3 separate regions of the Mus musculus genome follow, and regions 2 and 3 are each linked to region 1. Evidence: chromatin loops called from intact Hi-C (ENCODE). Cell type or tissue: gastrocnemius. All regions are shown on one strand.

Region 1 (8,000 bases):
CCCAGCTGTTTGTGTAACTCAGGGTTTCTTCTGTTCTAGATAGGCACAAATTGCCTTTAGGATCAGCTCACAAGCAATGTCTAAGGAGAATAACTAGAAAAAGACCCAGATTCCTGTCTCCTTTTCTCACAGATTCCCAGAGGCTGGACCATCAGCTGGGCAAACAAGCCGCTCAATGATCCCCGTGCCTGATCTTCCCTCTCCCTGACTCCTAGGCACTCCCTCTTCTGTGTTTGAAAATTACCTTAGAAATCCTCGGTTCTGTTCCTTTGTATAAGAATCTAACTTAAGACATCCTGGGTGTAGTGGGGGAAAAGAGCAAAAACATTCCAGACAAAGCAGCTGTTTTTAATAAACACTCAGAGTTGCTAAAGAATAAAGAGAAATTACTTGTGAGTTATCGTGAAGTGTGTATTGGCACATAGTGCTGGTTGGGGTGAGAAAGGGCTACATGGTCTTGTTTGCTCCTTAGGAGGCTTGTCCTAGGAATAGCGGTGGCGGATTTGTATGTGTGTGTCCACATTCACAGTTCCCTAAGAACACACACACACACACACACACAGCTCTCTCTTGCGAGGGAGAGAGAGAGAGAGAGAGAGAGAGAGAGAGAGAGAGAGAAGGAGGGAGGAGGGGGGAGGGAGAGGGAGAGAGAGAGAGAGAGAGAGAGGATTTGCATAAGTGTTGAAATCTTATAATTTTGTGTACAGCCAGAGTAGCTTATGCTGGGAATTACATTCTTAATCTTATGCCCCTTTAGATTCATCTTCTCATCTGATGTACTAATTAGATGCTAAACATTAATTCAGGGGGAAAAAAATCACAATTTAATTTGTGAAATCAAATGTTTAAAATAGATTACTCAATATACAATAACAGGTGCTTTGATGTGGTGTTTGAGAGCAAAGCCTCGAACAGCCTTTCAGGGATGAACCAACCTTGCCTTGGCCCTGCCCTGCTGTCTGCTTGACTGGGCAGGAAAAACTTTGGGTGGCTTCCAAATGGGTTTTGGTCCCCACATTCTTGACCTGGTGCCTTTTTCAAAGGGGGGGAGTCTTCAGGAAAACCTGTGCTGTGCAAACTTTGAGAGCTCTCTCATGGGCTGGTATCTTCCCAGACTCAGACGATCTGAATATTTCCTGCATGCTAAGCAGACAATTGCCAGCCACTTCCTCTAGGCGAGATAGTTATAAATGCCGTTTATGGTCCTGCTATGACAACTGTGAAGGACATGCCAAAGAATTTATCACAGGATTACCCATCCACCAGCAGAATACCTAATAAGATTCTAAATGACCCAAGATGATAATAAGATCTAGCTTGTAGCAATAAGGTATTAATAAACTGCTCTTTTCAATAAGGGAGACTCCCGGCATCATTACCCCGACATATTTGTTTTGCTTATATTTTGTGAACAAAGTAGGGCTGCTGGATTGAACAGTAAATTTATAAAAACCCATGATGTATGAAAAATACAACCCACATGAAGTGGAACCTGCAGATTCAAGTCAGGAGCACAGTGTTTGCCTGTGACGTCCAAGGGCCTGGGTCCCAAAGCCATCGATTCTAATTTTTCCATGTCATTTGCCTTTGTATTTAAAATTTATATAAGAAAAATATATTGCCCGCTGTTGACCACAAGGCCATCATTCAAATGAAGAAATTTAGTAAAATCATAAACCGAGCATTGTGGATAAAGAATGAATTGAGAATACAGAATTCAAAATGAGATCTGGGCTCTGGCTGGTGCCCCTGCTTTGAAAATAAAACCATTTAGTGTTGAGTTAATTAAAAATATGGACCCTGCTTGTTATCATTTAACTATTCCTATCGAGGGCAAGTGGCCGAGATTCAAGACCGCCTAGGACTCATTTTTCAAACGGCATATTCCGAAAGGCTTAGCCCCTCCCTTATCTTGTAGCTGTGCCCACCTTGATTTCTGCATTGCTGTTCTACAGTGTCGGATGACACTATACATGGACAAGACCTCCCCCTCTAAGGACCTTCACTTCATTTCTAGATTGGCCTTATGCCTGGAAGTTGTTTTCTAGTGGGTTACATTCATCCTGGCATGGCTGGTGAGGCAACGGCTTAGTATGGGAACGTGCTGGCCCTACAAGCATGACCTGAGGGTGACCCCCCAAAGGCCAATTGTGATGGGTAACATCTGTAACCTCAGGACTCCTGCAGTGAGATGGGAGGTGGAGCCATAACATTCCCTGGGAAACACACAGGTTGGCAGTACAACAGAAAGGAGAGACCCTACCTCAAGCTAGAAGGTGAGAGCCCATTCCTAATCACTGGACTATCTCTCCCTCTCCCTCTCCCTCTCCCTCTCCTTCCCCCAGCCCCCTTTCTCCCCCAGCCCCCCCCCCCCACACACACACACTCAAGCTGTGGAGTGCACATTCCCACACTGACAGGATAATTTAAAAACCAAAATGTTTATCACAGCAAATTTCAGAACTGGAACTAGCAGCTGTTTCTGAATTGAGGCATGCTTTACAAAGACTGAGAGTCACAGTTATTAAGTGTGTGGTGTTGGTACAAGGAAGTTCTGTGTAACCAGCCCTCGAAGCAACTTGTACATTTTCATCTTCTAAGCTGTTGTCTGGACTTGCTCTGGTGTGAAGCCCGGTTCTCTAGGACTAGTCTCCAACCTTCATGTGTCTGTTGTTGCAACTACTTCTTAAACTTTAGATAAATGGAAAAGTATATTGGGTTTATTTTTTTTAAAAATCTTATTTATTCAGTTTCATACATGTGAATAATGTATATTGATCTTACCTAAGCCCCAGCCCTTTATCCCACTCCTACTGGGCATCTCTCCACCTTTTCAAAATTCCCCCCACCCCAATCGTTTTCAGTAGCTCACCGAATGAAATTGATGCTTCCTGCTGGACTGTTGACTGCTTCTGATGATGTATCTTGTGTAGCTCTAGTGTAGGAAACCGTAATTGCAGCAAGCTCATGGGCGCCATACACACTGACCTCTGGCTTTTACAACCTGTTACCCTCTCTTCTGAGAAGTTCCCTATATAAGTGATTTTTGTGAGGATCTTTTCATTTATCTTAAATAAGTGCCCAGGAGTGAGCTTACCGGGTCATAGGGCAGGTGTTTAAGAAACTTCCGGATGATTCTACAGGCACTGTGAGTTCAGAAGCTCTGTACCCTTTGTCAACACTTAGTGGAGCGCATTCCTTCACATTTGGGTGTTCTGATTGGTTGGAGCAGGTGGCCCATATTGGTTTCAAGTATCGACAATATTTAAAAAACTATCAAAGCAGCCAAGTTGGTAAATGGCTGGCTGCTTTGATTTGTGCTAAGCTTTGAATGACCATCCACAGCTTTCCCTTTACAAAAAGTCTGAGGGTTCAGCACTGGCAGCAAGACATTTTAAGGGCTGTGCGTTTCAGACCCCCAAGTCACCTTCAGGAGGCTTGGCCCACATTCCCTCCTTCCCCCAACTCCAGTTCATTTGCTTAGTCATAACTCTCCAGAAAGAAGATGCCATCTCTCTAGTTAAGCATTCCTGATTGATCTTAAAGCCACACAATTGGATCACAAAACCAACGTGGAAATGGCCCTCACCTACACCCTATGGTAGTTCATGTACAAGCTAAGACAAGCAAGGTCCTGCAGCTGCCGTTCTGGAGAGAGACTGAGTGCTATCTGGCTGCTCTGCGGCCAACAGTTGAGATTCAAGCCCGGACGGTGTATGCCAAGCCTTCTCAGCAAGTTCAGTTTGAGACACAAACTTTTAAAAGCTAGAAATAGTAAAATTGCTTCCCCCTGTAGATGATAATATTCAATTAAAGAGGACCTCTGATGATGAAATCAGACTTGAGCTTGTTCTTAATGTGAAGTTACAAACTTTAATCTGTCACACACACACACACACACACACACACACACACACACACACACATTCATGTGCTGTCACTGTACCTGAGACCTGCCTGCCTTCTTTCAGTGGTAGGTGGCCATGTGGCTGTTCCATTGAGTTCTAGGGTGGGGGATGAGTGCCCATGGTTCTCCAGGGCATCATTATTAATCTCCAAGGTGTTCTTTGTGCACTGTGCTAGCAGGACTAGGAAGGCAATGGCTAAGTGTCCCACTGTCTGTCCCACTGTCTCCTGAGAAAAGGGACTGAAGATTATTCCTTAGATATACATTGCCCTTGCTGTGTGGTCTGACTGTCAGCCTGGAAATAGCTACCCGCCACAGAGACTCTTAGCAGTAGGCTTAAGCATAATACAAATGGTAATGATGGGAATGACATTAATAACAGACACTGACCGAACACTTACGCAATCATCAACTCTGTGGCCTATATTTAAAGCTTTTGTTTGGAAAATGACCCACGGTTCAGAAAGCTTTTCCTCCAGGTCACAGTAGGTTGCTGGAGTCAGCCACTAGGGGGCAGCATTGCCGCTATCGTCTTATGGGAATCATAGCAAGTTCTATTTACCAGTCTTAATCTTTTTAGGTAGATTTCTCCCTTCATTTAGGATGAATATAAGTTATCTTACGCAGTAAGTTAATAATTTAAGAAATGAATCTGGCCTCTCATAAATACTGCAGAGGAAGGACAGTGACATACTTTTCTTTTTCTGTTTTTCTCAATCCATTATTTTATGTCTTCATTAATTATTCCATTTGTAATAGTTGTGCTTGTTAAAAGGGAAGTCTCCACTAACAGTAATGAATTATTAGCACATGCTTTCTAAGCTGTGGACTCGCCCGGAGCACTTAGCTTCCCACCCATTTAGCTGAATGTCAGTATTTTTCCGGGAGGGGTCATACATCTTATCTTATGTTCGGTTTGGCAGAAGACAGACAGCTGTGGACCTTATACTTTGTTTGTAGAGACAAAGGGTGCACCTTGGTTAAACTTGCCCATCTAAAACAGGCGTGCTTAGACCCTCCTGGCATTCTGACAAGTTTATCAATTTCTTACATGATTTGTTTAAGGGTTTTACTTTGTGCAGGGTGAGGAAATGTGCTTTGGTTCACCCGATCTCTGATCACCGTGCCGCTGTCTCCCATGACCCACTTCTTTTCCTTGTTATAAACCAATGACCCTTCTTAACTCCTCCAAAGAGCTTTCCCCCAACAGCCTTAATACTTTTTAAATTAAATTAAATTTTGAGACAAGGTTTCACTATGTGCCTCTGGGTAGCCTGAAACTGTATGTATACCAGGCTGGTCTTGAACTCACAGAGCTCTGCCTGCCTCTGGCTCCTGTGTGCTGGAAATAAAGATCACCACAGCCAGCACCACCCGCTCTAGGTTAGTACTTTTAAGCTGTTTTTTTAATTTCTATTTGATGGTAGACCTTTTTCCATCCTTTCATCTTAATTGTGTGTGGTATTGTATTTCAATACTTGATTCTTCTGAGGGGCACATAACTAAATTACTAAAACCTTCAGAATATTTGTCTTTAATTGACTACTTTAGTTCAATTAAATTCTATGACTTAAAATGTGATTTTTTGTTTTTTGAGACAAGGTCTGTGAAGTCCTGGCTGTCCTAGAACTCATTATGTAGCCAAATTGGCCTCAGACTCACAAAGATCTGCCTGACTCTGTCTTCCCAGTGCTGGAATTAAAGATGCTGTCACCATGCCTGGCTCATCACTTCTTGCCAGCCACCATCCTGTTTTGGCTTTATTCCAAGGAGCTGCTTGCTTTAATCCCTGACCCTTCTCCCCGCTTACAGTAAAGTTAGGCACTCTATCACTTATCTCTGAAAGATCATTACATTTTAGTATTGAATCTCTAAGTCAAAATGTCATCTTACCAGAGCTGGAGAGATAGCTCAGGGTTAAGAGCAGTGGCTGTTTGTTCTTTCAGAGGGCCCATGCTCACTTGGGAGCTCGCAGCCATCGGTGACATCAGCTCCAGAGGGATCAGCTGGCCTCCACAGGCAATGGCACACACCCGGTGCACATGCAGACAAACAGGCACACTCATACACACCTAACATACACTTGTCTAGGTTCTCCAACGTCACAAATGACACAATGTCATGACTGATTTTCATAACTGATATAGTTTGCTCAAAATGCCACATTTTTTTTCTACAGCATGCGTTATGGGTCAAGTTGTATCTTTCAAAAGAAGACATAATGAAGACCTAAGTCTCAGTCCCTCAGAATGTGGCCTCATTTGGAAATAGGGTCTTCATTAAGGTAATCAAATTGAAATGAGGTTGTTGGCATGGGCCTTCACCCACTGTGACTGCTGTCCTTATCACCAAGAGAAGCTTAAACATAGATACATAGTAGGAGGGCCACGGGCAGTGCCACCCTGCCAATACCTCAATTTCAGACTAGTAACCTCTAGAGCTAGATGGAACCTATATTTCTGTGGTTTTAAGATTCCCTGCTTGTGGTACTTTGTTATAGCAACTTGGATCATTTGCTTAATTTTCCACTTTGATTACGTTTTTCCAGAATTTTCCAGAAGCAGGGCTGCCCTCAGAGGCCAGAAGGGGTATCGGGTCCTCCTAGGGCTGTGAATCAGCTGTCACTGGTGCTGCGAACTAAACCTGGATCCTTTGAAAGAACAGCCGGCACTCTTAGATGCAGAGCTGTCTTTCCAGACTTAGACTTGCACACCTCCACTGCCTGCTTCATTCCTTTATACTATCTTCTGTTCCTAGCCTCTATTTTTTTTTAAAAAGATGTATTTATTTTTATGTGCGTTGGTATTTTGTCTGTGTAAGGGTGCCAGATCTGGAATTGGAGTTACAGAGAGTTGTGAGCTGCTATGTGGGTGTTAGGAATTGAACCGGGGTCCTCTGGAAGAGCACGACCCAAGCAAGTTTGGGGCTGGATTTCCTGTAGCATATATATATATTTTTTTACCTCCTGGAGCTGGATAAAGCTGAAGTTACTATGGCTTCCTGTCTTTGGCAGTATTTTATGGCTATGAAGAAAAAAAAAAACCGTGACCAAGCAACTCTTATGAAAGAAATCATTTAATCGGAGCTGGCTTACAGTTTCGGAGGTTTAGTCCGTTATCATCATGGCAGGGAGCACGGCAGCACATCATGGCAGGGAGCACGGCAGCACACAGGCGGGCGAGCTGCTGGGGAAGAGTTGAGAGTTCTGGATCTGGACCTGCAGGCAGTAAGAAGAGAAAGCAACTGGGCTGGGCTTGTGCTCTTGAAACCTCAAAGCCCACCCCCTGTGACACACCTCCTCCAAGAAGGCCACACCCCTTAATCCTTTTAAATAGTGCCACTCCCAGGGACCAAGCATTCAGATCTATGAGTTTATGGGGACCATTCTCCTTCAAACCGCCACACCTCCCTTCCTTGTATCTCCTAGAATCTTGACTTCCTGTTAGTTGGCAACTTCCCCTAGCAGGCCCTGCTCCATCTTCTTCGGCCCAGCCTTTTGCCATTAGAATCTCTATTTTCCCACCTTGTTCATTGCACAAGATGGTGGCCATAGCAGTGTGCATTGCTTCATTTCTAGCACCTGGGGCTGGGGAAACACTTTTCCTTGTTATTTCTTACAAGGTTGGCTGCGTCTCAGAAAAGTTTGAGTAGTTCCCTCTGTGTTTTGGTGCCATTTTAGAAGCGGCCTGGGTTGCCTTATTTCTCTGAGACAGTTAGCTAGGACTAGTATCCAATAAGTGATTGTGGAGAATGACAGGGACTACAAGGAGGGACGTGTTCACTATGAATTAGTAACAGCTGTCGAACACTGGAGACTGAGGTAGACTTTAGAGAAAGAGGTTCAAACATTTACGGTACTTTACATGTTTGGAGCCCTGTGGAAGGAAAAGGCTTTGCATCCAACGCCTGGAATGGTCGCATGCATGCTGCACTTTTATTCTCTGCAGATGATCTTCACCTTTCCTTCCTACTCCTCCCTCTGTGCCTTTTTCTTTGTAGAAGCAAAACTCTGCTCTGTGAACCACAGGAGGCCAGGTGTCTGTAGGAAACGCACATGGCTTCAAACCATGTCCATGCAGCCTTCCCCTTCCAG
Region 2 (8,000 bases), 120 kb before region 1:
ACACTAGCACACACACATACAAACCCACACCAGAAGGCACATGCTCACACATGCAAGATATACATGCTTATGCACACACATATACACATGCAAACACACACTCATGCAACATGCACACACACTCACAAGCACACATGCAAATATACATGCTTACACACATATACACACATACAAACATACACTCAAACACTCATATAACATGCACGCACACTCTCTCACACACTTACATACATGCACAAAACATGAATACACACATAAATACACTCACACACACACATTCACACACACGTAATCTCTTGATTATACCTAATTGAAACTCCATCAGAGCATCACACGTTCTTTACCAGAACTTCAGGGTGCAAGGCAGGCACAGGTATCCACTTTGGGGGGAGGAGCGGATTATTATAACTGTAACGTCAGGACACTAAGCACAGAGGCACATGAAACCATCTCTATAGTTCACAATTCCATTTGTTCTGAGGCTGGGAACATCACTTCTTGGAGGAGTTTATAATGAGGCAGAGCGCCACCTTGTGGAGAAGTGCAGAATGGCCACAGCCCTGGATTTGCTGGAGACTTGAGAGCTTCTGATTTTTGGAATTAAAAAAATCTACAGCAAAGCCTGTGGACTCTTCTTTAGTGACTAAAAGTTATTCCTAATAACTATGGAGGTCAGTCTCCGAGGTGTGCTGTGGTCCTAAGGGCAAACTTCCTATTCTCGGGTCTTTACATTCTGTAATTCTTAACAGTTTTTGTTGAGCCTAGCCTTTAACGGCTGAGCCATCTCTCCAGCCCCACACTCTGTAATTTATAAGAATTGTGGCTGGCATGAATAGGCATGGGATAAGAGTTCCAGAAATTTTCAGAGAGGGCGCCCTATTTCCAGTGTTGCATGGAGGGTTTTCTAAAGCTGCCTTTCTTATCTTAAAAAAATCCGGTTATGATTATAAAGAACGAGACAGTCTGCGAAGCATTTGTCGTGCAAGCTTGAGGATCCGAGTTCATCCTTCAGAATCCACATCAATGAAAATAAAAGTGTGGGCGTGGTGTCGCACATTTGTAATCTCAGTGCTGGCGAGACGGAGATGGGCAGAGACAGGTAGATCTCTGGGGCTTGTGGGTCTGCCAGCTAATGTGACCAGTGAGCTTCCAGTCAAGGAGAGACAGTGTCTCAAAAAGCAAGGGGACAGGGCCCTCTGAGGAATGCCACTGAAGGCCACCCTCAGCATCCCATGTAGATGCAGGAACCCACATGTGCAAACTCACGTTCATGTGCATGCGAGAACACACACACAGAGACATAGAGACAAAGAGACAGAGAGAGAGAGACAGAGAGAGAGAGAGAGAGAGAGAGAGACAGAGAGAGAGAGAGACACAGAGAGAGAGAGAGAGACAGAGAGACAAGTAAGTAACAAAGACCCAGCAGCGAGCAGAAGTTTTAGTGGAAGCGAAAGGCAGCAGAGTCCCACTGTGAGCTGCACTCATTGTGGAAACAGGATGCTCTTCCGGCTCCAGCTTTAGTTCCAGGTTGGCGGCTCTTTATCCTGACCATGGATAAGCTTCTACCCACCCGTGGGCTTTGTTTTGCTGTTTGTATTTCTTCTTTTCTCATTGATATAGATTCTCATCCATTTTCTCAATTTTCCAGTTTAGTCCCCAAAGGGCTTGGGTTACGGGCATGCCTCATGTGATGAACTGTATTTTTTAATAAAAAAATTAAATTACATTTGTGGGTGTGTACTTGTGTTCACACATGCCACAGTGAGTGTGTGTGTGTGTGTGGTGGGATGGAGGGGGGCGACAACAGAGGACAACCTACAGGAGTCAGATCTTTGGCCACGTGGATGTCAGTGAGTTAACTGAGGTCGTCGGCCCTCAACTGTTTAGTTTTGTTTTTAAACCTGTAAAACATCTAGTTTGAACACTATAGCTTCAAGCTTTTTCAAGATCTACAATATCCTGTGTCTAGGAGGAGTCCTCGGTTAGAAGGGTAGCTCAGAGGGTGGACTGTCTACTTGGCAGACACCAAACCTGGGTTCATCACCTAGCACCACATATACCCGGCATAGACCAGGCCTGTAATCCCAGCACTCAGGAGATGGGGGCAGAAAGATCAGAAGTTCAAGGCCATCCTTGGCTACTTACTGAGTTTGGGGATAATTTAAGCTACTTTGAGACTCTACCTCAAGAAAATAGTCTTCATTCATCAATTCCTTTTTAATATTATTATTGAGCTTTTAATTTCTTATATGAATAAGAAACTCTGTTACACTTTAAATGCCGAAATTAGTAATTTAAACTGTATAAAATTAAAGATATGTAATAAGTGCATGCTCATTTTCTCATCTCAAAGAGAAAGTTCTATGAATGATAACCACAGTGATTTCAAATTGTATTTATTTCTTTAAAAGCATTTTTTAAAAATTTATATCATGTGCATTGGTGTTTTGCCTGCATGTACATCTGTGTGAGAGTGCGAGTTACAGACAGTTTTGAGCCACCATGTGGGTGCCAGGAATTGAACCCAGGTCCTCTGGAAGAGCAGTTGGTGCTCTTAACCATTGAGCTATCTCTCCAGCCCTCAAAATATATTAATTTCTCAGCCCAGGTTTCCTGGTAAAATGCAACAATCTTCCCCAAATAACTTTATTTTTAGTGAACATTGAAGCATAAAAATGCTTTCAGAAGACTTTACTTAGAATATTATGTTTTACATAGTTAACATTACATTTTACATAGTTAACATTACATTTTACATAGTTAACATTATGTTTAACACTGTATTTTACATAGTTAGCATAACTAACTCCTTTAATGTCTTTTCTTTTGCTGAAATTCTCATGTCCAAGTATAAGAGGGAGGGTCTCAAAGAAAAACCACATTTCACCCAAGGACAGCAACCACTAAGGACTTAACCAACGGAAACATGTCTTTACAGCATGCTGGGGGGCCTCAGGCAGTGATGGGGACCGTGTTCAGCCTTCACACCGCCGCTGCCACCGCTGCCGCCGCCGCCGTTTTCATCGTCGTTGTCGTCTAGGCTCTATCTGAATCCCACCACTGGCATCTGACAGAGGTGTTGAGTCAGGGCATAAGCGGCGTTTCCCTTGTGACTTCCTGATGGGCACTTGGGGTTGGGTGCAAACTGTCTCTTTTCAAAGCACTTTCTGCTCTGTGGAAATTCTGTATGTACATTTTAAGCGTTCACATACATTTAAAAACTCTCACTTATTTCTTTACTTCAGTGAAATACACTTTTCAGTGCTTTTGGAGTTAGGAGGTGCCCAATGGCTTGGTCGTTACGGGGGTAACCAACTGCTTTCTGATTGGATTTGAGGCTCTCTTCAAAGGAGATCCATGCCTGTCACTGTAAACCTGCTCAAGAAAAGCCTGTGGCTGGGGATGTCAGAAGTCTAAGTGGAGAACATATTTACTGTTTGAAAAATAGATGCGATGTCAAAGTCTCCTCTAAATATTTATGTCTATACCCATAGATCAATGCTGTTCCGAAAATGAATGAATAAATAAATAATCATTAAAAAAAATGTTTTTTAGGACAGAAGTTGCATTGGTGAAGCCTGGTCACAAGAGGGCGCTCCAACAAAGCGTCTCAACTCATAATCGCCATCAAACACTGGTTTCTACAATTTTTTTCTGGTTGTATAACGAACAAACCTTATGTCACAAATATTGTTACAAATAAAAACCATATGTTTTTAAAAAAGGTTAGGAGGTTTGTCAGTGAGCCTTGCATGCAAGCCAAACTACTTTGATGAGCCGAAAGAACTTTGTAATTCCTCCACCAGTTTCAAAAAGGAGCAAACAATTTGCACACCTTTCTTGCTTTAACCGCAAAACAAAACCACACAAACTCGAAGCACATTAAGAGAAATTCCGTCTTCAAAGAAGACATGAAGTGTCTTTTTAAAAATACTAAGAACTATGATAAAAATATTTTAAAAACAAAACAAAACCTTGCTATCTAATCTGGATAGGACCATGGTAGAAAATACTGTCATAGCTTTTAGAGACATGGATAATTGAAAAAGAAAATACCACAAGCTATCTGCTGGTATCTGGAGCAAAGACCCACACCTCCAGATTGTATATCCTGATGGTTCTTGTGAGCATAATTGTGGAGAATAAACACTCTTTACCTCTAAACAGTTTTTACTGATAGTAAAGTAATTAGAATAATTTATGTGCCCTGGTGCTATTCAGACCACAGCTTTGCTTAAAGGAGGTTAAGTCAGTTATTGACCAGTATCAAGAGGGTATCCCCTCCCACCTTCTCCGGTGACATGTTTATGCCCAGCTGGCACTTCTAAATATTTAATAGAGAGGAAGAGATTCCGTTTAATTAGGCAGAGTGGATTGTTTAGTGCAGGTTACTCTTGTATCGGGTATAATGAAGAACGGAAAACACCCATTGAGCCACCTTTGAAGTCCCAGCTCCTTTAGGGGCCATTGTGAACTCAGCTTAATGGTGACTGTGTAGCTTCCATCCAGGGACTTGGTAATTCAGAGAGCTAAATCTAGGTGAAGTGACTGCATACAGCACCCACCCGTCCATGTTCAAAGACTCCCTTTTTCCTCCCCAATCAAAGCTCTTCCATCTTATGTTTGATTGGAGTATTGAGGTGGGGTTACAGAAAACTCACTGCTTTTATCATAGTCTTTCCCATTTTTCTTTCAATTTTATCTTCATGTATTCTACTTGTGTGTGTGTGTGTGCATGTGAGAGAGGGAAGAGAGAGAGAGAGAGAGAGAGAGAGAGAGAGAGAGAGAGAGAGAGAGAGAATATCAGGTAATGGACGCGTGTTACTGTCACAGTGTTTCATGTTCATAATCCCTTCTGAAAATGAGAAATTAATTTTTTTCTTTAACTCCGACCTCGGGTAAAAATACCAAATATTTGTGTGCCTCGGATGTACAGCAAAAAGGCCACCTAAATTAATGAGGTTTCTCGAACGGGTGCTCAGAAATGAATTACACAGCTTAAGGAGTCGGGGAGATTGCTCGTGATTCTTGAGGCAATCTGCACGGTGCTGCGGAATGAGAGACGGGGCTTTGTATTATCGCCGTAGGATTAGTTCTTAGTTCCTGAAAGCAGGTCTATTTATGGGTATCTAAGATGGAGTTAAACTCGGCAAAGGTTATTATGTGGTTTTTCTGAACCCGCTCTGCTGAAGGTCTATTTTCTGTCACCTTTTAAAGTTTCCCTTGGAGCCGGCCTTGCAATCTGCATCTGGAGTGAGTCCAGGAAGCTTGGATAACAATCTAATCCCTGTGGAGGCTCTCTGAGCAGAGGGAGGAGGAAGGACGTGGTTGCTTCCACGCTGGTCCAGATGAGGTATCCATCTTGATGTGATCTAAGCAGACAGACTGCAGCGAGGCTCCTTACAGGCCTTCCCTACCCTCCTCAGAGTCTGCGGCAACTCAGTAACACAAACTGCAGCAGACATCGGAATTAAGCCACCCCTAATAGGAGGATACACTAAAATGTTTGTGGAGAGAACGAGTGTTTGTTCTTCTGCAGGGAGAGAGGAGGGTTGCGTATAAATGCGTAGAGAAGGCAGGGAAAGGAATCCTTGCATTTTGCTTGGCTTGCGGGACACATTCGGGACTCTGGAACATTCTAAGGGTTGCAAATTCATTTTCTCTTCAACTGGGTGCTTCCCTAATTTATTTTTATGAGGTAACTTGGCACCTCTCCTGTGGAGCTAGCGTAACGTAGTTGAAATCTGAAGATCAAACAGGACCTAATAAGATGGGATTTGTTCTCTTATTGATCAGCAAGCTTTGTCCTGATAGTGGGGAATTGGGTTAGCTGCTCCTCAGAGAAACGAGACTTATATGAGGTTCCTCGAAACTGTAGACAAAGAATGGCGAACAGCTCAAAACATAGGGGGCACAGGGACATGCAGGATGGAAGGGGTTTGCAGAATATTCAAAATGAACGTTGGGAGTGGAAGGCAAGGTTGGGATGGTTCAGCCCGGTAAAGGTGCTTGCTTCCAAGGCTGATGACTTGAGCTCTGTCCTCCGGACCCACACAGTGGACAAGAGAGTGGACTCCCACAAGTCATAAGTTGTCCCCTCCAAACACAAACCCCGTGGTACACAGGCACAGCCCTCTCATTAAAAAAAAAAAAAAAAAAAAAAAAAAAGAGGGAAGACACGTGATGGTTTATTGTGGTTTGTTTTTCTTTAGGTACTGGCAAGTTTGATGGGAGTTGATTGCAACTTTGTGGAAGCCTCTGGAAGGAGGGAGAGGCATTCATTACAAGGGAATAGAAAAGAGAATTGATATGATAATTTTTTTTTTAAAGAAATAAAAGCTTGGTGAGTGTTTCAAATATTCTAAAGGAAGCTGAAATGGAAAGAACAAATTTTTGGGGAGGGAACCTAGGAGGCACGGAGTTCCATTTGAGCAGGGGGGACATCCCTTCCTGGTGGAGATGAGATAGGCTTCAAGGCCAGCTACTCTTCATTTTTATTTCACTCCACAGATGGGGAAATGGAGGCCCCGTTGCAACTCCATGGTTTATTATGTAAGACAACGCAAGGAGCGGGTGGGGAATCTCATCTTGATTCTGCAGGGGACCTGCCTGGAGAAGGCTGCCTGGGAAATGGAGGCATATCTGGGGGACTGAGAGGGACCAGTGAGAAGATGATCTAAATCCCTGAGCCATGTCTATGGATCAGCAGCATCTGGGGTTTCTTAGACAGAGCATCTTGGACCAGCACAGAACTGCTGGACTTGGATTGCATTTTGATGCAACCTGTGGGTGAGTTCTATCACAATAGGGAGCAAGGAGCACCAGAGCCCCAAACTCCGGCTAGAATTATGGGAGAGCTATGCCAGTGCCCTAGGTAAAGCAGCTGCTGCAGAAAATGGCCTGCTTAGCTAATGGCGCATTAGTTACTAGTCTCATTGCTGTATAACAAGATACAGGTAACTCAAGGAAGTAAGGGAGGGAGGCATGGAGGGAAGAACAGAGGGAGGGACAGAGGGAGGGACAGAGGGAGGGATAGAGGGAAGGAGGGCTTATTTCTGCTCATAGTGTGAAGGTTTAGTCCATCATGGCCTCAGGAACATGAAGTGGCTGTCATGTTGCATCTGTAGTCAGGAAGCAGAGAGAGGGGCTCTGGTGCTCACTCACTTCTTCCACACAGTCCAGGACCCAGGCCGTGGGATGGTGCTGCCAACAGTTAAAGTGAGTCTTCCCCCTCAGTTAACTCAGTCTGGAAGCTCCCTCACACACTCACCCAGAGATATGTTTCCTATGTGAGCCTAGATCCTGTCAAGTTGGCAATCAACTTATGAATTGGCACAATGGATATGTTAAAAAAATTAAATGCCAAGTGCATGGATTAAAACCTAGCATCATGGAGTGAGGGGGAAGATGAGGGAGAATGATGGCATTTCATGACTCAGGCTCTCTGAAAGGTAACCTGAGAGTAGGTGTCAAGCCTTAGACTGTGGAGATGTCTGGTCTCCTATCTCCACCCCCAGGGAGCCACCCCAAGTAAGTTGTGATCAAAGTTGTGAATAAAAAGACATTGTAATGTTCATGATCACTAACATCACTGAAATGGGGACAGAGATCCAATTGAAGAGGGTGGTTCTTAAAGGGATTATGGTATTGTGGTGGTTTGAATATGCTTGGCCCATAGGGAGTGGCACTATTAAGCAGTATGGCCTTGTTGGAATAGGTGTGGCCTTGTAGGAGGAAGTGTGTCACTGTGTAGGCGGGCTTTGAGGGCTCCTAGTCTCCTTTTGGTTACCTGCAAATCAAGATGTAGATTTCTTAGCTCCTCCAACACCATGTCTGTCTGCATACAACCATGCTTCCTGCCATGATGGTAACAGACTAAACCTCTGACACTGGAAGCCAGCCCAATAAACGCTGTCCTTTATAAGAGTTGCCTTAGTCATGGTGTCTCTTCACAGCAAAGAAACCCTAAGACAAGTATCTACAAAAGAATACTATGCAGT
Region 3 (8,000 bases), 170 kb after region 1:
GTTGTTTAAAACTGATGGTCTTGTAAACCATCATTGAGCTTCCATGTCTCACAGATGTGAGCGAGGCAGATAGTCAATAAATAATGCCATGTTCTTCAGGGATGTGTGCTGCTCTCCACCCTGTGGACCAGATTGTCCTGCCGACAGGTTTGTGGTTTGCTTGGACCAGGAAAGAAATAGCTTCCAGAAAAAGAAAAATGTTTCTGGCTGGTAATATTCTAGGCAAAAATGTTTCTCTCTCTCTCTCTCTCTCTCTCTCTCTCTCTCTCTCTCTCTCTCTCTCTCACACACACACACACACACACACACACACACACACACATTTTGTTACTTATTTTTTGTTAATAAATGTGTCTTGGTATATGTGTGGAGGCCAGAGGACAGCTTGTAGGAATGAGTTCTTGTCTTCTACTTCGTGTTTGAGGCAACATCACTCTCACTGCTTCTGCCCAACTGAGTTGTTTACTCCAGAATATCTGGCCCATGAGACTTCCCGGCTATTCTCCCGTCTCTACTTCCACCTCACTGAAGGAGTGGAAGGCGTGCTACCATTACTGATGTGCATCATTGCATTCGAGTTTATGTGGGCTCCAGGTGCCACGCTCAGGCCTTCAGTGCTTTTCCTTGCTGAGCCATTTCACTGACCCCACAGATGTGTTTCTTAGTGGCGATGACTTTTAAGGTGGCTCTTCCATTTTAAAGATGTGATTCCCGGGTGGGCTCTTGGGATCATCCGTACCACCCCCATCCCTTGCTAACCTGTAGGTACAGGTTGATGGTGAAGCCTGAGAGACAACGGACACCTTACTGAATTAGATTCGCTGTTCAGACTCTGCTGGAGGACTCTACTTTTCAAAAGGTGAGGTTTCTTCTTGTGTAAGAGTAGGTGAAGCATCAGAGAGTTGTAAAGAATGAGGGTCATGATACAGTTTCCAATGTTTACACCAACCACGCAGCCCCGAAGCCCTGAATCTGTGCTCCCTGAACAACCTCTGACTTCAACTTACCTTCACTCTGAAGTATCCCATCTCACAGGGCAGGAGATTGTGTGGGCATAAGTTGGATAACACACCAAGATAGTTTAAGGGCGTTCTCTAGAACCACTTTCCAACAGTTTTCTTTGGTCTCCCCTCCAATGTCAACTTTCCTGTAGGTAGAGCCACATTTTTCCTGATATTTTTAAATAGTCTGCAGTACAATGCTAGAGATATACTTAACACCATCTCTTTCCAGATGACTCTAGTACACTGAGTCGCTCAATTACAAAGGCACCCGGAAAGCCATGGAGTAGTGTGTTGTGAATGCAGTAGGGTCATATGTTTGAATGTCTGGTCCCTGTTTGTTGGTTCTGTTTAGGAAAATTGTGGAGATTATATGAGATGGAGCCTCCTTGGAGGAAGTGGGTCATTAGGGGTGAGTCTTGGGGTTCTATAGCTCCACGCCACTTCCTGTTCCTAGTCTACCTGCTTCCTAACTGGGGGTGCAATTATAATTGGCAATCTTTGGCTGCTGCCTCCAGACCATTTCTCCCATGATGGACTGTACCTCAAACTGTGAGCCAGACTTCGTCTAGAAGTTGTGTGTTGTCATTTCTCCATCTCCACTGTACCTGAGGACATTTGCTATGTCATTTATATTAGGGAAATATGCACATGTTTATATCCATCTTGTTTTCTCTCTTCCCACACTCTAGTTAGATAAATCTTGCATTCCTGATGTGATATTTGGCTCAGAACCTGGTACCTGGTTTATCCTTCAAATTTTCATCCTGTTGACATTTTTGTGCTGGTTTCAGAGGAAATCCCTCAATTTAGTCATCGGGCTTTGGCATGAGACATTGGCATGCCGCGCTGGCATGCCCTTTCTGATATAACCCTTTTCTACGTGTTTTATTTTGGCTTTCATATTCTTAATTTCCAGGAAATCCAAATACTTCTATTTTTTCTTTGTTGTTTGTTTGTTTGCTTGAGATAGGGGCCAACCTGTCTTTGTATTCACAATCCTCCTGCCTCAGTCTTCTGAGTACCAGTATTGCAAGAGTGCACCACAATGCTCATAGCTTTATGTTTCTGATGTCTTGGATCTCACTGAAGATGCAAACTATCCTTTAAAAAATTTCCCTTCCTTTTCATGCATTAATCTGTTCCTTCTGACTTGAGCATAATAAGAAATAAATTGGGTTCATGTCGCATGATTACCAAGCCATACGATAAGAACCTCTCTGTGAGTCCCACTCTTAATTACACCAAGCGCCACCCCTGGGGAGACATGTTCACCTCAGGTGAATGTGGCTGTCCGATTGCTCTGAAATATAATGACTCTGAGATTACTCACTGTTTTTTAATAGAAAAAAAGAACATCGAAATGGGCAATTTTGAACCTACTGAGAGCTGGTCTATCCCTGTAGGATGTAAGTCTTTTGAAGGTTGACAGTCATGTTTTCTCCAATGCTTTATCTGCGGCACTTCCCCCATAATTGCTACCTAACTAATAATATTCGTTAAAAAAAAGAACGAACTGAGGCATGCAATTCCAGATCTGGCACAGGTTGCCATTTGATTTGCATTGAAGGCAGAATTAAAAAAACAAAAACAAAAAACTGTAATATTCTAGTCAAGAGAGGACATTTTTATTCTGTTTTCCATTATTTGCGGCCACACATAGAGTTGAATTTGAGGGAAAGAGCCAGGGGACATATCTGACGTAGCAGGATCCTGGGCACTTTAGATGGTCAGAGGCAGTAGAGCCCTTTCTTTCTCTATTCATGTCTCCCTGACAGCCAGGAGTATGAGGCTAAGACTCTTCCCTCAAGCAGAAAGAGAGAGAGGGAGGGGGAGGGGGAGGGGGAGGGAAAGTCCGTGCTCAGCCTTCACTGGTTACCCTTTCTATTTGTTGAGTCTAGAACCCTTGCCACGGGTGGTGCTCCCCATACTCAGGGGAATCCTCCTCTTCTCAGTTAATTCCCCTGTAAAATCCTCCAGGAATTCTTGTTTGTTTGTGTTTGTTTTTAAGACGGGGTTTCTCTGTGTAGCCCTGGCTGTCCTGGAATGCACTCTGTAGACCAGGTTGACTTCAAACTCAAGTGATTGGCCTGCCTCTGCCTTCCAAGTGCTGGGACTAAAGGCCTGGTTCCTCCTGGATTTTTACCCAAAGATGTGCCTCATTAACATCCTTGGAATTTCTTAGAGGTTTTTATTTTTTATGATTTGTTATTTATCTGTGCATCTATGCAAGTGTATGCCATGTGTGTGCAGCGCCTACAGAGAACGGAAGAGTGTGTGGATCTGCTTGAACTGGAGTTAGGAGTGGTTGTGAGCTGCTGTGGGCATGAGTGCGGGCAACTAAACTCTGGTCCTCTGGAAGAGCAGCAAGTGCTCTTAACTGCTGAGCCCTCTCTCCAGCTCACGCCCTACATGCTGTGTAAGCACCCTACCAGTGAATTACACGGCCATTTCTATGGCTTTAAGATTTTATCACACACTTTAAAGTTGGAAGACAATGAATAGCCTGACTACCTTTATAAATAATACAAGAACCCACGACAAGATTATTACCTTTTCGTTTGTTTGTTTGTTTGTTTGTTTTGTTTTTTTCAAGACAGGGTTTCTCTGTATAGCCCTGGCTGTCCTGGAACTCACTCTGTAAACCAGGCTGGCCTCAAACTCAGAAATCTGCCTGCCTCTGCCTCCCAAGTGCTGGGATTAAAGGTGTGCGCCACCACTGCCCGGCTAAACTTTTAACTTGTCATTGTATTGCTCAGAGGTTTGTATGCGATTTAAACCCAACTAAGTTGACATTATTATTTTAAGGGAGTAAATAACTGTATAGTTTACTAGTTTGTCTGATCGGTTTTTTTCTTCTTGCATCTCACATCTTTTCTCTGAGACATTTCTCTTCATACAGAACATCTTTTAGGAATTCCAGTTGTGAGGGGCGGGGGAAGCCCCGATGGGCACTGAGGTGATGCCTCAGCAAACACTAAGTGAGATTACTGCTTTTACAGAGGACTTTTCAGCCCCAGTACCCGCAAGGCAGCGCACAACTGCTGGTAACCCCAGTTTCAGGCGCTCTAATGCCCTCTTCTGGCCGCTCTGGGCATTGCGTTCACATGGCACATAAACTGACAAGTAGGCACATGCTCATACACATAACATTAAAAATATATATAATTAGAACTAAAATTAATTAAATTAAAAACACCATTGGAACCAAAGAAGAAACAAAGGAAGGAAGGAGGAAGGGAGGGAGGGAGGGAGGGAGGGAGGGAGGGAGGGAGGGAGGGAGGAAGGAAGAAAGGAACTTAATTCTAATAGTGAAATTTGTTGATTATAAAGTCTCTTTGTTTTTACATTATTTTATTTATTTTATGTGTGTATTTGTGGTGGGCTTTTTTCCTCCAAATGACCACTTATGAGACTGTATGGTTATGAACTTTGGGTTGGTTTTGTTGTTGTTGTGTGTGTGTGAAAATTGTAAATAAAAAGTTTAATTTCAGAATCCAAGTTCATCATTTATAAATACACTAAAGCATGTCCACTCAAATTCAGACCGAGCCTACACACAGTATTTCAACAAAACATTTTTTCTAAAAGGTCAGAGGCAAATGAGTGATTTTTGTTTCACCCATAATATTTAATTGATTTGAAATGGGAAAATTAAAAACTTTTTTTTTTAGACATCATAAGCAAAAACTTTGGTGTCTGGTAAAGAGTCTGATAGCTGATACTTCATTTTGATGTCCTTGGGATTCTGTAATGCCCCAATGATGGTGGAGGCTTCCCTACCATAGGAAAAAAAACCTTAATGCCTGAGGCTTTTCTCATGACCGCAATAAACAAGCACTTTCCCTGTCATCAGGCTACCTCCTCAAAGTTGAATCTGAGCGACATCTGGTCAAACTGTGAGGGGTCAGTGCGTACTTCTTATGAAATAGATCTACTGTAGAGAGACACAAAAATAAATCAGAGACATGGAGGTTTGATCAACAGGGCACGTGCTGTAAATGTGTCATATCATCTCCTAAGCATGACTTTAAAACTTGGATCCAACTGCAAGGAGCTCATGCTAAGAGGGGTGTCTCTGAGTGAACTGACCATGTCAAACCTGAACACAACTCCTGACCTGGGGACGTTCTCATGACCAACTAGCCACCTGACGGATACTCCATGATACGCCCAAGTTCAGTTTTGTTTTCAAATGCCTGGCTCAGCAATGTAAACAGCTTCCAAAATATTCTCTCTTTGATATACTTTTGGAGCCTGTGGTTAATAGATGTTCAGTCAGGATGACTTAACTTCCACCTCCTATTTACAGATTTCGTTTAACAGCCACACACAAAAGCATTTTGTTGCAATTAAAATATTTAATGGGGGCTGGAGAGATGGCTCAGCAGTTAAGAACACTGACTGCTCTTCCAAAGGTCCCAAGTTCAAATCCCAGCAACCACGTGGTGGCTCACAACCATCCATGATGAGATCTGTTGCCCTCTTCTGGGGTGTCTGAAGACAACTACAGTGTACTTACATATAATAATAAATAAATCTTTAAAAAAAGTATTCAATTAAGACACAGAACCTGATTTGTGGTTTTTACACAACTGAATAAAAACCCTACATAATAAAATTGTTTACATCTTCCTTACATTCTAGTAAAACATATTACTATCCCCTCTTTAAAAAAAAACACTATAGTTTTAAACCTGATCATCCTATTTCATAATTGCCAAGAGTTTGTTTCTAGTGGGCTTCTGGAAACGCACCTTGACACCTGGCCTGAAGGAGGAGTAAGGCACTTGTGGAGATTACGGTGAGAACAGGGAGGTAGCCCCAGATGCCTGGCCTGATGTCCTACAATAGCTAGCACTCAGAAGCCCATTTCCAGTCTGGTGGCTCCATCTTTGAGTTCAATACTGCAAGCACATTAAGGGGAGATTCGCTTTTAAAAAGACAAGCATTTCAAAATGCTCCATCATAAGCCTAGGCTGGCCAAAGCTGCCAGCCTCCCTGGGTGTGCTGAACAGCTTTTCTGAGCGGACTGTACTTGGGGGGCAGCCCAGAAATCGGACTGCTAAGGTAGACAGCCCAGCCCACGATGACCACTTCAGGTTCCAGTAGGTGAGTGGGTCACAGTTGTGTTTCAGCAACTCTTTCTCCAAATAATGCAAGCACCAGGTCTTCAGGTAGCTTCTCTCTCTGACCTCTCTTTATTGGTGCGAGTGACCACAGGCTCGCCTCTGTGTCAGCATCTTTAAGAGGGGACCCTGAGTCACAGCCATTGGAGGTGGCCGTATCCTCTGAAGTAGATTTCAATATTTCTAGCTCCCTGATTAAGTCTTGCCTGTACTGCTCTGCCTCCTCCTCTGTGAACAGGGAAGCTTTGTAGCGAGGGTCCAGCCATGTGGCAAAGATGTGGGGTCATGGAGGGTGGCAGACAGGTGGCTCGCCATGGCTTCTTCCTTCAGGGACTAAACCTTAAGCACTAAACCTTGATTTCTAATTGTATTTTTAGTTGGGGATGGGGTATGTGTGTGTGAGTGTATTTTGCCCATAGAAGCAAGCGATCCTTCTGAAACTGATTACAGGTGGTTGTGAGCCACCAGATGTGGGTGTTGGAGATCCACCTTGGATCTTCGGAAGAGCAATATGGCTGCTCGCTGCTGAGCTATCTCTTTAGCTCCTAGGTTTGTATTTGTTAATTTAAAGTCCTGGGGATATAATTTGTTTATCACAATAGTTCTAAACTATTTATGTGGAGGTTCTAGAGTTTCCTGTATATAAAACTGGATCATCTGCAAATATTATCCCTATTTGCAGAACCTATTGCCCTCATGCTATATCTTTAGACCTCTTTGGGAAAACCTGATATTTTAATACTATTGAGGCTTACATCTGTAGACACAGCTTTTTGTTTGTTTTTGTTTGTTTGTTTGTGTTGTTTTCTTTAGGTATTTAATTTCTCTGATGTCTTGTAGTTTTCAACAAACATATTCTAAACATATCCTGCTAAAATATATCTAGTAAGTAGAATATTTTTATGCCAGAGAAATAGTCTGTGTATATTCAAATTCTGATTGCTTAGAGTGACTTTTAAAGAATACAACAGAGTTTTTCTATCTCAGGGGAACCTGATCAGCTCAGTGGTTCATTCTAAGAATATTTTGTAGATTCTAATGGCATTATCCACTAATGCTGTAAAGAGTCAGCCTACGGCTTAAATGGATTGACCAACCTTCTTCTCTCCGTTTCTCTGCCTCAGACTCTGGGTCTGGCTCAGCTGCTTGCTTAGGCTTAGGACTTTCCTGGGCTGACATAGGGGTTGGTGAGAGTTGCCCCATCTTAAGGCTGCACTGAAGAACCTTCGAGTTCTTTCGAGCAAGGCTGAGCAGGAGCTGTGAGCAATGGACCTGCTCTCTGCCTTCCCCTGGTAGAGAGTTCATTCTGTGAGTACAACAGTAGCAGTAGGAGTTAATTTTCTGACAATTTTACACATGTATACAATGGATCATGGTCATTTCATCCCCAGCATCATCTCTTACTGCACCCCCCACCCCACTCCTGATGACCTCTTTATTCTCAACTATTCTCCCTTCTACTTTCAGGTGTGTGTGTGTGTGTGTGTGTGTGTGTGTGTGTGTGTGTGTTTGTGCAGTCTTTTTGTGTGTTTATGCCTGTATTTGTATGTGTGTTTATGTGTATCTATTTGTGGTTTTTGTATGTGTGGTTTTGTGTGTGTGTTTGTATGTGTTTTTTTATATGTATATTTGTTTGTGGTTTGTGTGTGTGTATTTGTCTGTGGGTTTTTTGTCTGTGTATTTGTCTGTGTGTTTGTGTATGTTTATGAGTGTGTTTATATGTGTTTTCGTGTGTGTATTTGTGGTTTTTATGTGTGTTTATGTGTGTGTATTTATCTGTGGTTTTTGTGTATATGTATTTGTGTGTGTGTTTATGTATGTGTTTTTCTGTGTGTGTTTGTGTTTATGTGTGTTTGTGTGTGTTTGTGTG

The links. Peaks named below come from ENCODE experiments on the same cell type or tissue, not always from the same donor. Only the 100,000 strongest peaks of a DNase experiment are listed, where the experiment ranks them.
Region 2: it touches region 1 in a loop (6-fold over the local background); 8 of 42 quality-filtered maps call a loop at or near these places.
Region 3: a loop joins it to region 1, with 2.0 times the contacts of the local background. A loop is called at or near these places in 3 of 42 quality-filtered maps.

The regions. Positions count from the first base shown.
Region 1 is chr9:69,619,100-69,627,099 of GRCm38, forward strand. No RefSeq gene overlaps it. Among named protein-coding and RNA genes, the nearest start is that of Gm31469, 50 kb to the right of the region's middle. In gastrocnemius, no CTCF peak of the experiment used is centred here; a DNase peak (open chromatin) is centred at 4,422.
Region 2 is chr9:69,502,181-69,510,180 of GRCm38, forward strand. No RefSeq gene overlaps it. Among named protein-coding and RNA genes, the nearest start is that of Mir3109, 49 kb to the left of the region's middle. In gastrocnemius, CTCF peaks have their summits at 544 (motif pointing left) and 3,590 (motif pointing right); DNase peaks (open chromatin) are centred at 535, 3,593 and 5,314; H3K4me3 peaks cover 704 bases.
Region 3 is chr9:69,786,699-69,794,698 of GRCm38, forward strand. All of the region lies in intron 1 of B230323A14Rik (RIKEN cDNA B230323A14 gene), which reads left to right. It also overlaps the pseudogene Gm18745. Among named protein-coding and RNA genes, the nearest start is that of Gm51684, 19 kb to the right of the region's middle. In gastrocnemius, a CTCF peak has its summit at 4,087 (motif pointing left); a DNase peak (open chromatin) is centred at 4,064.